Linked DNA regions of Homo sapiens: region 2 is linked to region 1. Evidence: chromatin contacts called from ENCODE Hi-C data. All regions are on one chromosome and are shown on one strand. The core of a region is the stretch at or near the end of the contact, and the rest is flanking DNA. Distances in the headings are between cores, read along the strand shown.

Region 1 (7,143 bases), core at 106-2,605:
AGGTTGTGGTGAGCTGCGAGCGCACATTTGCGCTCCAGCCTGGGCGAAAAGAGCAAGACTCCATCTCAAAAATAAAAAAGGCCTTGTGTGACTTCAGTTGGGAATATGCATGTCTGTGACTCAAATTTGTCACCACTTTGTACGTTTCTGCAAACGACCTTGAAAGCACCCCAAGTATTGATTTAGGGTCACCAATAAATTTTAGTGAGTAGGCGAATTTGCAAATAGAGAATATGTAATGGGAATAGACTGCATATTCATTACATGCATTTTATATTCATTATCTATAGTTTGGAGTTGTGGTACACGCATGAATATCTCTAGCTATTGCTTCAGGGGCCAGCCCCAGTGTGATGTCCCCCTCAACCCACCCTGCCTTAGAAGCCCAATCTGACCCCCACCATGGGATGCTGGGCAGTTAACTGGAGTCAGGGGGCTGCAATGAGGGTGTGTGAATCAGATCTCAAAAATATCTATCGCACTTCGGCTCTACAGCGATTTCTCTCTCAGGGTCACTGTGTGACCTTGGACAAGTTACGTAGACTTTTTGACCCTAGTTTTACTCATATGCTAAGTACAGATATTCATAACATCTTCCCTTCTGGGTTTGTGGTGAGGCTTCATGAGTTGAATTAGGATGTGCTTAGAGCTGTTCTTGCTATGATTGTTCATACATGCACATCCTCATATCCTAGGCCCATTCTTCCGGGAAGACACACGTGGTCCTGGTTGTCTCACAGTGACTGTCCCAGTGGCGGGCACCCGGCCATCAGACCCTCAGCATTCCACCTGCTCACACAGGAGGGCCAATGCCTACCAAGCCCCTCCATAAGCACATCGGGGTTCCTCTCCCAGGGGCTCTTCCATGGTTGCCTACCTCTGCCTCACCTGCCTGTGGCCCTGGCTAATGCTGTGGTCCTGACACATAGCTATCCCCACCCCAAGCTGGAACTCTGCTATTGTACCTCTCCCAGAAACCCCTGGGGGCCTGCCCTTGCCAGTGAAATAGGCAGGCGTGTTGCCTTCCCTCTTGCTGCACTTTGCTGGGTGGGCCACGGCAAGGATGCCTGAGCCTTGGGGCCCCCAGGCGTGGAGCAAGCAGCCGTTTCTTCCTTGTGGAAGCAGCGTGGACACTGCAACCCATGAGGCCACCATTTCAGGGCCATGCATGCAGGAATATATACAGCGTGTGTCTTCTGGGTCTGCAGCCACTCGGCACTGGCTGGGAGGGAGCAGCCCCACCTTCCTCCAGCTAGTGGAGGGACCAGGCCACAGGGAGGTGCAGCCTGGCCACTGCGCCCTCTCAGTAACTAGCAGCAGCCCAGGGGCCTCCAGACAGGCTGGGCAAGGACTGGTTCCCATGTGCAGGACCACAGCTCCCTGACAGCCTCTGTCTCCTCTGACGCCCCATCTGTCCCTCCAGCATCTGTCCCGCCCCACCGGCCTATTCCCCGAGTCAGCCCATCTCTGCAACAGAGCTTCCCCCACCTCAGCCCCCTCTCAGGTCTGTGTAAAGAGTGGTGGGAGGTTTTCAGCACTTTCCTGGGAACTTTCTCAGCTTCCAGGGAAACCAGGGGAGGGAGGAGTAGCCCCACTCCCGCTGAAGGGCTCTGATCTCAGCTCCTGCCAGGCCTCCAGCAGCGCGGACACGGATGAGCTGACACCATCGCAGGACGGCCGCCAGTTTTCCACAGGGCCCAGTGGCTGCAGCCTCTGTGTTTGTTTTCTGTGATCCAAAGACTGCTCAGCACTTAATAATTGTTTGACTTAATGTGGCGCAACCAGAAATGTGGCTTAGAGGAAGGAAGGGCCCTCTATTCAACCTTCCGAGCGCACAGGGCTCATTAAGGTGTTTTCCCCTAAAGAACCCTACAGGCTAATGATGCTCCACAGCGCCCTCTGCTATCCATGCTGGGGACAGACTCTCAGCCTTCCTGCAGCCCAATGGGCAAGTGGGTTCGGCTTCGGCATCTGACAACACGCAGCTTCCTGATGTCCAGAGAGAGATCTCAGTGCCTATCACACGTTGCAAATTGCCCCGTCATTTCATCAGTTCACTGTGTTCACATTAGTAACGCTGATGATGGCAATGCTCATGCCTTGAGATTTTTTTAAAAATTAGTTTCTCGGAGGTATAATTCACATACAATAAAACTCACCCATTTTAAATGAATCAGTTCATTGAGTTTTGACAAATGTATACAACTGTGTAAACACTACCACAATCAAGATGTAGAACATTCATTCCCTCCAAGAAAATCCCGTCGTGCCCTTTGCTGTCAATAGCCTCTCCCTAGCGCCAGAAAACCAAGAATCTGTGTTTTTTTGCTTTAGTTTCATTTCTTCTAGAATTTCAAGTAAGTTTAATCACACAGTGCAGACAGTGCACAGTCTTTGAAGTCTGTTTTCTTTCACACAGCACACAGCTTTCTTTGAGATTCTTCCAGGTTGTTGCACAGAAGGGTGGTTCGTTCCTTTTCATTGCTGAGTAGTATTCCACAGCAGGATACACTGCAATATGCTTACCTATTTACCAGGTGATGACATCTGGATTATTCCCAGCTTTTTACTATTATGGGTAAAGTTACTATGAACAATTATGCACATGTATGTGAAGGGATTTGGGTAAATGCTTGAGGAAATGCCTTTTTTCTTGGAAGTGTAGCTATGAGTGGATTTCTGGATAGTACGGTGTTATGTTTAACTTCATAAGAATCTGAAAAAATTGTTTTCCAAGGATTGAGCCATTTTGTCTCCCCAGCCACAATGGAGGAGATTTGCAAATGCTTACTACATCCTTGGTTTACTAGTCTTTTACATTTTAGCCATTGTGGTGTGTGGAATGTGATATCCTGTTTTCATTTTAATTTACATTTCACTAGTAACTAAGGATGTTGAACATCTTTTCATGAGCTTATTTTTCACACATCTTCTCAGGTAAAGTATCTGTCTAAATCTTCAACACTTTTTAACTCAGGTGTCTTTTTCTTCTTTGTAATGAGTTGTAAAATTCTTTATATATTCTGCATACAAGTCCTTTACTAGATATATTTTGTGCAAATATTTTCTCCTAGTCTGTGACTTACCTTTTCGTTCATTTCCTTAAGAATATTTTTCAAAGAGAAAATATCTTTAATTTTGATGAAATCTAGTTTTTCTCATTTTTCTTTTATGATTCAAACTTTATGTTTCCTACCTAGAAATCTCTGCCTAATTCAAGGCCACGGACGTGTTCTATTATATTCTCTTCTAGGAGTTTTATAACTTTGGTGCTTATACTTTTGTCTATGACACATTTTCAGTTCACATTTTTGTATAAATTTGTGCATTTTCCTTTGTTTTTAAGTGTCTGAAACAATTTTTGCAGCATTGGGACTGTTAGGTACTTGAAGCTTGGCTAGAATTTCCCTGTGAGATTATCTGGACATGGAGATTCTTACGGCTTTTTTTTCTGGGAATCCCGAAAGAACCAGCCCTTCAAGGTGGATCCCGGGGAGCCAACTGGGGCTAAATTCAAAATAGAGCCGTGTGGCCATTTGCTGACTAGACGTCACACACGTACTCTGCATTCCTGGAAACCCACATGTTTGCTTCGTTCTGGGACATTCATAGCTGCTCCTGTTCACTCCTGTATCAACGGCTACTGGAAAGCCTCCCCTCGGCCCCTGGAGCTCACCAGGAGAATGTGGCCCACATCTACCAATCAGAACTAAACAAGCGTCAACTAACCACAGCTAAGCAAGTTTGCATCCCCTATTTGCATAGCAGACGAGAGTGGGAACCCAGAGGGAGCTTTCTCTTTAAAAGACAACCCCTCTCTTTGTTGTCTCAGATTGCACCTTTGTTTTGTACCGAAGGGGGTGTCTCCCTGGTTTGCAAAATGTTTACTGGAATAAAGTCTCTTTCTTTTTTAAAAAAATAAGCAAAATCCTGTTTAATGATTTTGTTGACAGCTCCTTGATAACGTTTTCCATTTCTTCTACGGTTTATTTCAGCCCTATGTCTCTATTGGACCCATTTTGTTAAACTGTTATTTTCCTAGGAACTTACGCGTTTCATCTAGATATTAAAAATTAGTTGCATAAAGTTATTCAGGGTAGCCTCTTACCGTTTTTAAAGACTCTTCTGTTTCAATAGTTGTTTCCTTCATTGTCAATTCTTATTCTGGATATTTGTGGATCCTTTTTTCATTTTTTTTATTGGGTTAGCCAGTGGTTTGCATATTTTGTTTAATTTTTAAAAATAACTGGGATTGAATTTGTGAAAAAGAATTCCACTCTTTTTCTCTTCTGTACTTCATTGATTTCTTTCCCTTTGCTTTCTTTCAGCCTTTTTTCAACAAGCTATTCTTTTCCTAGTTTTCTGGTTTGGGAATTCAATTTATGGATTAATGGCATGTGTTTAAATCTATGCACTTTCCACTAATTACCATTTTAAATATTGCCCATAGATTCAGAAATGTGGTGTTTTTATTATCATAATTTCTAAAATATTCTATAATTTTGGTTAGTAATTTATCTTTTAGCCACAAGTATTTAATAGAAGATATTTCCATTTCCATGTGCAATAATGTTAATATTTTTTGGTTTTGTTGCACTTGATCATAGAGTGATTATAACATTTTTACTTTTCTTTTTTTGAGACAGAGTCTCTCTCTGTTACCCAGGCTGGAGTGCAGTGGCATGATCTTGGCTCACTGCAACCTCTGTCTTCCAGGTTCAAACGATTCTCATGCCTCAGTCTCCCAAGTAGCTGGGATTAAAGGCGTGCACCACCACACCTGGCTAATTTTGTGTGTGTGTATTTTTAGTAGAGACAGGGCTTTGCCATGTTGCCCCAGGCTAGTCTTGAACCCCTGGCCTCAAGTTATCATCCCTCCTTGGCCTCCCAAAGTGCTGAAATTACAGGCCTGAGCCACTGCACCCAGCCAAAACTTTTACTTTATGGAACTTATTGCTTTTTTGTGTGCAAATGTACCATTAAATTTTGTGAATATTTCATGTGTGCTTGAGAAGAAGTTGTATTAATATTGGGAATTAAACTTTGACATATCCATATGTATACATACATACACAGTGTATATGTCTATTCATCAGATCTGCCTTATTAATTATATTCCTTGAGTTCTATTTTTTTACTTACTTTTTTCTTTGTTCACTTGACTTGTCTTATCTTCAGAATGATGTTCTCATGACCAGTTATGGGTTTTGTCTATTTCTGCTTGTATCTCACTGTTTCTGGCTTATAAAATAAATATACTTTTCCTATCCCTTTCTTGGTGCAAAAATATTTATAACTGTTATTGCTCCATTGTGAACTGTGACCTGCCAAGCGTCTGTCTTCATCATGTCTGATGCCTGCTGGCCTGAATTCTATTTTGTCTGATGTTGAGATTGCAGCCCCTGCTCAGCTCAAGGTCCTAGTAGTTACATCAGTTTTGGTCATCAAGTGCTTCAAAGCTCTATGATTTTAGCAATATATTGATTAATTTTTCATCAGAATAGCTGTTGGTTAACAGCAGAAAGGAAAAGAAATACCAGTCAAGAAATGTAGGGGGCCGGGCGAGGTGGCTCACACCTGTAATCCTAGCACTTAGGGAGGCTAAGGTGGATGGATCACTTGAGGTCTGGAGTTTGAGACCAGCCTGGCCAACATGGTGAAGCCCTGTCTCTACTAAAAATACAAAAATTAGCCAGGCATGGTGGTGTGTGCCTGTAATCCCAGCTACTCGGGAGGCTGAGGCAGGAGGATCACTTGACCCTGGGAAGCAGAGGTTGCAGTGAGCTGAGATCGTGCCATTGGACTCCAGCCTAGGGGCAAGAGTGAAACTGTCAAAAAAGGAGAAAGAAAGAAAGAAAGAAAGAAAGAAAGAAAGAAAGAAAGAAAGAAAGAAAGAAAGAAAGAAAGAAAGAAAGAAAGAAAGAAAGAAAGAAAGAAAGAGAGAGAGAGAAAGAGAGAGAGAAAGAAAGAAAGAGAGAGAAAGAAAGAAAGAGAGAGAGGGAGGGAGGAATGAAGGAAGGAAGAGAGAAGAGAAGAAAGGTGCTAATGAGGAAGAGGATAAGACAATAATAATAAAAATGACAATAGTGCCAATTCATCTTATGCTTTTCAATAGGTAAGTTATCTGATGGATTGGCTTAAAAGTCTCATAGAGCACATCAAAATTTCTCTAGAATTAAAAATAAGGTTAAAAAGGAAAACAAATGACCATAATCTGAATTATTGCATTTTTGATGAAACGCTTATCTAAAATAAAATAGTTTTATATCAGTTCATCTTATCTTATGCCAGACAAGGTTACTGCAAATAAGTTTTTGTAAAATTCCAAACAAGATGGGTAAGATGGGTTTCTTTTCCCTGTGAAATGTGTTCACAAGTCAAAAAGGTTTGGGGGCCGGGCGCGGTGGCTCATGCCTGTAATCCCAGCACTTTGGGAGGCTGAGGTGGGCGAATCACTTGAGGTCGCAAGTTCAAGACCAGCCTGGCCAACATGGCAAAACCCCGTCTCTACTAAAGACACAAAAATTAGCTGAGCGTGGTGGTGCACACCTGTATTCCCAGCTACTCAGGAGGCTGAGGCAGGAGAATCACTTGAACCCTGGAGTTGGAGGTTGCAGCGAGCCAAGATCATGCCACTGCACTCCAGTCTGGGTGACAGAGTGAGACTCTGTCTCAGAAAAAAAAGGAGTGGGGTGGGGGTTGGGAAATGCGATCCCAGTGCTTGCTTCTGCATTCCTTGTCACTCACAATAACCCCATGAGCTTTGTATTATCTCTGGATTTCTCTGAACTCACCTGCTTTATGGCTGTGTTCTTTTGCAAACTGTACCTTGGCACATTGAGTGTATTGAATTATGACCAAATAACCCTCATTATGTCAAATAAACAAGCCCAGGGTCCCTGCCTCTCTTCCTGCCTTTGCTTTACCTGGAATCTATAAAAGTCTGATGATCAGCAGGCATTCAGCCTCCTTTGCTGAAGGTTTTTAATCATTCAGCCACCAGAGCCATGCCATTTGCTGGAAAACTGACTTCTGGGCTCAGAGGTCAGCACTGCACTGCAAGGCTCCAAACCTGTGAGCTTCGGGCCAGGTCAAGATGGTTTATTGTCTTCATTTACCCATCCCACTTTCACACACACCCTA
Region 2 (6,475 bases), core at 2,092-4,591, 180 kb before region 1:
AGATAACCTATGGGAAGCACTTGATAAGTGGCCTGGTACGTAGTAAATGCGCAACAAACACTAGCTGATATTATCCTCATTGTAAATTCAAAAGAGGAAGGCCCGGGACTGCAGGGCAAGGTCCTACTTCCATCTCCTTGTCCAGAACCTAGCACAGACCACGTGCTCAAGAAACTCACGTTGAATGAACAGCCACAAATACTTCAAAACCACGTCTGCTCAAACCTCTAGATTTAAGCAATATTTTGCTCAAAATGGGTGGGCTCCAGAATGGGTCTGGATCTACTCTGGGAAATGACTTTGTGATGACAACTTCAGAGTAAAGAATTTGGTTCAACAGTGTCTGGAAACGGATGGTCAGAAGCAAACGTCTTCCTCTCAAGTGCTGCTTCTCCATGTCCAGCGTGTCTGGAAACATTCCATTGCCATCTACTAAATAAATCAAAAACCTCCAACTCTGATAAAACCTGTGACAACAACATCAAAGGCCCAGAAGGCACTGACAAATCAAGAAGGGAAAAAAAACCTCTTTGATTTCTTTTTAAAACAATGATGGATTCTTTTCCCTGTAAAATGGGTGAAAGAAAAGTGCTATAAATTCTCATAGTGAGTGCAGTTAAGATGTGCAAAGACAGTGATTTTACATTTGGGATGTTAAGAGCTCAACTAATGAGGCCCTTCCTCCCTAGCCTGTGCAGCACCACTAAAGACCACTTCATTTTGAGTGGGTCAAGACCTCTGGAAGCACGAACCATGACTGACATGCTCTCATTTGAGCCCCGTGACCACCCTGAAGAGGCAGGGCGTTCTTTTCACAAGGGAGAAAAATGAGGCTAGGCGGCTCGCCTGGGTCAGCTGGATAAGTGGGGCAGATTCCAGTTTGTCCTGTTTCTCTGAGCCACCTCCTCCCTCCAGCCACTCTTCTTCCTGCCCATCCCCTGCAGAGAAAGGGCAGCAGAATGGGAGCAAATCACTTGGTTTAAACCCAGTTTTTGGCACACTGCCCAAGTACATAAAAAGAAGAGATACTTTTTTAAAAAGTCACTCTCTACAGGCCCCCCTGGAACTTACCATTCCAGGGAGGAAAAGCGGCAGAATGTCCAGTTTCATTGCACTGTCAAACACAGCAACTTAGGCCAGGCATGGTGGCTCATGCCTGCAATCCCAGCACTTTGGGAGGCAGAGGCAGGCAGATCACTTGAGGCCAGGAGTTCGAGACCAGCATGGCCAATATGGCAAAATCCCATCTCTACCAAAAATACACAAAAGAGCTGGGCGTGGTGGTGCACACCTGTAATTCCAGCTACTCGGGTGGCTGAGGCATGAAAATCACTTGAACCTGGGAAGCGGAGGTTGCAGTGAGCTGAGATTGCACCACTACACTCCAGCCTGGGCGACAGAGCGAGACCCTGTCTTAAAAAAATATAAAAAGATAGTAACTTAGGAAACAGCCCATTAGAGCATCTTTATTACAACCTGTAAAACCTGCACATGTACCCCTGAAACTAAAAGTTAAAAAAACAAACAGACTCTGAAAGACACATGGTTTTATACCTATTTCTTCAAAAAACCCACCCTAGGCAACTGTAAAACAGAATAAGCTGAGGAAAGAAACATTCACAAGCTCCACTCCCAGACCCACCCACATGTGATCTGCGCTGCCTAGAAGGTTCCAAGTAATCTGCAGAGACTCAAATAATGGGGATAGGAAGTGAGCAATAGCAGGAGTAAGGTTCCTCAGTCTTTTTAGGGCTGAGGTGGCATTACACATAATCAAAGCGGCCCCACAGATATTTTAAATAATCTACTTTATGACATTTTTTTTTAACTGGGTCTCACTTTACAGGCAAAGATGGGTGAGAAATGCAATTCTCCTCCAAAAGTTTTCATGCATTTTTTCTTTTCTTTTTTTTAAATTACGAGATAGAATACAACTTCCTGTCCAGAGTGTGCTCTTTCTATGGCTTTTTGCTTTTAAAGGCGCTTTCCATATTAAAGATGAATGAAAATGGTCACTATCTCTTTCCCCTTGGCTGAAGTACAAGGAACCTGAATTCCATTTGCACCACCTCCCTTACCTGCCTCCAACCCCCAACAAAGAGAACATCACAGGTGGGCTGCATGAAACAGAACGTGTAAATGCAGGTCCAAAATGACTTGGTGAATCACAGGTCTGGGGCCAGGTGTTTTCAAGCTTGCTCTCAAAGGGGATTAATAAAAAAACAACGGGGGAAGTCTAAAATATTTATCCACTTACACAACTTCAGACGATTTAAGTTCAAGGGCCGGCAGGCAGGCAGGCAGGCACCTTCCAGGCAAAGAGCTAAGGGAGACCCGGAAAGGGCAGGCTTTAGCAATTCCTCCTTTGGAAATTCAAACCTGGGGCCGCGGGCTGGGGTGTTAGCGGGGAGTGGGGGTGGTAAGGGGCTTGGCCAGTATCCTTCGTTCAAATGCAAATCCTTAGACTGAACGTACCTTCTCGGTCACCAGGATTACGGCGTGGGCCGTAAGGGCTGGAAGGCTGGTGGCCAGCGGCGAGGGGACTTTCCGGCGCGTCAAGCCCTTTATTATAAACCCAGAAGGTCGCTGTCACTCGCATTGGCCAGGAGGCCCACGGGCTCCGGGAACCAGCTGCTCAGCCGACAAACAACGCAAAGGCCCAGGGTGCCGGCGCTCCGAGCCAGCGTTCTGTGCCGGCTCCTCCCTGGGCGGCTGGTCCCCGGAGGAGGTGAATTCCGCGGGCACGCCCACGTCCCCATCGCGGCAGACAATGCGCAGGGTCCCCTCCTGCCGGCTCTCTGGACCCTCAGCTGTCACCGCGGCCCGGGCCGGGGTGGGCAGGGGACCCGGCTGGACAGCTAAGCTCGCCCCTGCCGGGGACTCCGTGGAGCGGCTGCCGGCCCCGTGCCCGCTCCCTCTGCCTCCACTTCCCCGGAATCCCAGCGTTGCCCCGGTCCGGGAACGCCCGGCATTGTCGCCGAGGGCCACTCTTCTAGATGTCGTATTTCAAAGACTTCCCTCCGCGAAAATAGCTTGAGACCGTCCCCGGCTCTCGGAAAACATCCAAACCAGCCCCCACCTCCCCCCGAAAAAAAAGAAAAGGAAGGAGAGGAGCCGAGCTCCGAGTGCGCAGGGCCCCGCGCCCGGCTCCCTGAGGGCGCCGCAGGTGCTGAGCGGCTGCGGCGCCTGAGCGCCGGCTGCCCCGCAGGTGCGGGCGGGGGGGCGGGGGGTCCCCGCCTCCCGGTCCGGCCCCGGCCCCGCGCCTCACCTGCGCCGCCGAGGCCCGCGCTCCGCAGCCCAGCCCGGCCCGGCCGCCGCGGGCGCTTCCTGCTCGCGACTTCCTGGAGCGGCGCGCGGGAGGCCCCGCCGCCCTTTCACTTTCCCTGGCCCGCGGGGCGCCGGCGGAGCCGCGCGGCTCCTCCCCCTCCCCGGCCGCCGCGACCCCCGGCTCCGGCCCCGGCCCCGGCGTGCCCAGGGTCGCACCAGCCCCGGGGCCACCGGGCGGGGGCGCCCCCACGCCTTGCGGCACTGCCCGGCCTTTGCGGGCGAACCCGGGTCATGGCCCGCGCCTTCCCCGGCTCCGAGGGCGCACGGGCTTTCGCTGGCGCGCTCCCCACCGGCCTCCGGGCAGTCCCAGGCGGCCTCTGCACCCCTGGCGCTCTGTCCTCAAGGCAGGTCTTCCCCACAGGCGGCGAGGGTCACATGCCGCCGCGCCCCCACCCCCAAAGAGGGCCTTTGCTTGGCCTCCCGGCTTCTATTCCTATTGTGTCATGTCAAGGGGCACAATCATGAAGACTAGCACTCCATAGCGTGGAAATGCGGCACGCGGATTTGGCTATGTCGAACCAACTTGTAAGCCAACTTGTGTCCCACCTCGCAGGCACGTGACAGAGGCAGCTCCCTGTTAGGCTGCGGGAGCCCGCCGGGTTCTTACCCTTGCGGGCCAGTGCCCTGGCACACAGGCTCCCACGTCACCCCAGAAACAACTCTTCTCCTTAGGCAGCCCCAGGGAGGGGCCTGGCCAGTCCCCTAGAAGCTACTGCCGAACACCCACAGTGGACCCCCAGGATGGCTTCAGAGCAGAGGGGGCTCCCAGCCCACTCCTCGGGGAAGAGCAAAGTGAGGCAGAGCGGAAATTTTCCGGGGAAAAAGCCTGCCCCCGGATAAAACAATGTTTAAGGATAAAACCAACCCGAGGCCTGGCTGTAAATGTCCCAACAGGCCAGTGCCCCTCGCACCCTTCCCCAGGCACGTTGAGCTTCCCTCTGGAGAATGGAGAAGGCATTCTTCCCTGTGTTTGGCTCCCCTGCCCTGCTAGGCCTCGCAGTTTCCCCCTGGGGCCCTGCTTTGTTTCTAGAACACTCTGATGTCTGTGTCTCTCTTTGCTGAGCTGGGCTGCGTGAAATCCATCACTTTGTTAGGCATTTGAGAAGCCTTCTGCAGGCAGAAAGAAAACCTGCCCACTTCTTTGCCACGCAGGGTTCAGCCCCAGGAAGCCCGCCGGCCCCTCATTCCGCAAGCGGGATGGCCCAGGGCTCCAGTCTTCTCCTTTTGGCCAGGTTTTCTTCAGACCTTCTTTCTCTCCGCAGGCCCCCTGTGCCAGTGCTTTCTCCTCTCTTTTCTAGCTCTCCATTCCCGGTGATAGCCCAGTGTGGCTCCCACCCCTCTCTCCAATGGTCTCCCCAGCCCTGGCCCTTGCCATTGGTTCGGCTCGAGGCTACCCCTCTCTCACTGCACTTGTGCAACAGCGTTCTCACTTCCAAGTTCTACCTCCTGCAATCCACTCTTTAAGCTGCCTCAAGTTGCCCTCCTAAAGCAAAATCTGATCTTGTCATTCCTGATTTTCAAACCTTTCGGGCATCCCATCACCTACAGGTTTTACACTTGAAAGGCGATAATACAAGCTCAGGATATATAGGACACCTCGGCCTCATATGGAGACAGCTTCTTCCCACCCCCCCTCCCCCCCACCCAGTTGTACTGACGTATAACTGACAAATAAAAATTACATAATTTGTAGTATAGGATGTGATGTTTTGATATATGAATACATTGTAAAATTATTGCCACAGTCAAGCTAGTATATCCAATCACCTCACATTATTTTTTTTTTTTTGGTGGTGAGAATATTTAAGATCTATTCTTCTTGCAAATTTCAAGTATACAATGTATTATTACTAACTATACATTAGAGCTGTACATTAGCCCTCCAGAACTTACTCATCTTTCCTAAGTGAAACTTTGTACTCTTTGGCCAGCGACTCCCCATTTCTCCCACCTACTGCCCCTGGTAACCACCATTATTATATGCTCTGCTTCTCTGAGTTCAAGTTTTTCAGATTCCAAAAATAAGTGAGGTCATGCATATTTTTCTTTTTTGTTTGTTTGTTGGTTTGTTTTGAGACAGGGTCTTGTTCTGTTGCCCAGGTTGGAGGGCAGTGGCGTGAGTGCAATGGTCAAGGCTCACTGCAGCCTTGATTTCCCAGGCCCAAGTGATCCTCCCCCTCAGCCTCCTGAGTATCTGAGAATACAGGCCCATGCCACCATGCCCAGCTAATTTTTTAAATTTTGTAGACACAGGGTCTTGATATGTTGCCAAAGCTGGTCTTGAACTCCCAGGTTCAAGCAGTCTTCCTGCCTTAGCCTCCCAAAGTGCTGGGATTAGAGAAGTGAGCTACCATGCCTGGCCTATATTTGTTTTTCTGTACCTGGCTTATTTCACCTAGTGTAATGTACTCCGGGTTCATCCATGTTGTTGCAAATGACAGGAAATCCTTCTTTTTTAAGGCTAAATAGTATTCCATTGTGTAGATACAGCTATACACCACATTTTCTTTATAAACTTCCCTCTAGTACTGCTTTTGCTGCATCCCATACGTTTTGGTATGTTGTTTCCATTTTAATTTGTCTTAAGGAATTTTCTGATTTCCCTTTTGATATCTTCTTTGACCCCACTGGTTGTTCAGGTGTGTATTTAATTTCTGCATATTTGTGAATTTTCCAATTTTCCTCCTGTTACTGATTTCTAGTTCATGTTATTGTGGTCAGAAAAGATACTTGATATGATTTTAATCTTCTTAAATTTGTTAAAACTTGTTTTGTGGCCTAACATATGATCTATCCTAGAGAATGTTCTGTGTACATTTAAATGTGCATTCAGCTGCTGGGGGAAGGAGTGTTCTGTATGTCTGTTAGGTCCATTTGCTCTAGAATGTTATTCAGGTTCACTGTTTCCTTATTCATCTTCTGTCTGGATCATCTATTCATTGTTGAAAATGGGGTACTGAAGTACCCTGCTATTACTGTATTGCTATTTCTCTCTTGAGTTCCGTTAATATATATTTAGGTACTCTGATGTTGGGTGCATATACATTTATAATTGTTATATCCTCTTGATGAATTTATCTCTTTATCATGATATAGTGACTTTGTCTCTTATGAAGTTTTTGACTTAAAGTCTGTTTTGTCTGATATA

Evidence for each region. A loop is a pair of places that touch in the nucleus more often than their neighbours do. Pooled maps may share reads with other maps.
Region 2: a loop to region 1 is called in a map of CD8-positive, alpha-beta T cell, with 2.4 times the contacts of the local background. The contact joins the promoter of SLC37A1 here to the enhancer-like site in region 1. A Hi-C loop is called at or near these places in 4 of 168 maps with a recorded cell type or tissue (CD4-positive, alpha-beta T cell, CD8-positive, alpha-beta T cell, naive thymus-derived CD4-positive, alpha-beta T cell and 1 more) and 7 of 50 pooled maps.

What each region holds. Positions count from the first base shown.
Region 1 is chr21:42,332,779-42,339,921 of GRCh38, reverse strand. No RefSeq gene overlaps it. Among named protein-coding and RNA genes, the nearest start is that of TFF2, 15 kb to the left of the region's middle. RefSeq lists enhancers at 734-863, 1,369-2,064, 3,543-4,044. Within about 2 kb of position 1,355, at least 11 of the 41 ENCODE cell types and tissues checked have a DNase peak (open chromatin) inside an H3K27ac peak, as active enhancers do.
Region 2 is chr21:42,510,718-42,517,192 of GRCh38, reverse strand. It overlaps SLC37A1 (solute carrier family 37 member 1), which reads right to left and starts at 3,341. Exons shown (of 20, transcript NM_001320537.2): 1 at 2,476-3,341. RefSeq lists enhancers at 2,421-2,650, 3,492-4,214, 4,215-4,937 and silencers at 2,811-2,910, 2,921-3,000, 3,221-3,580.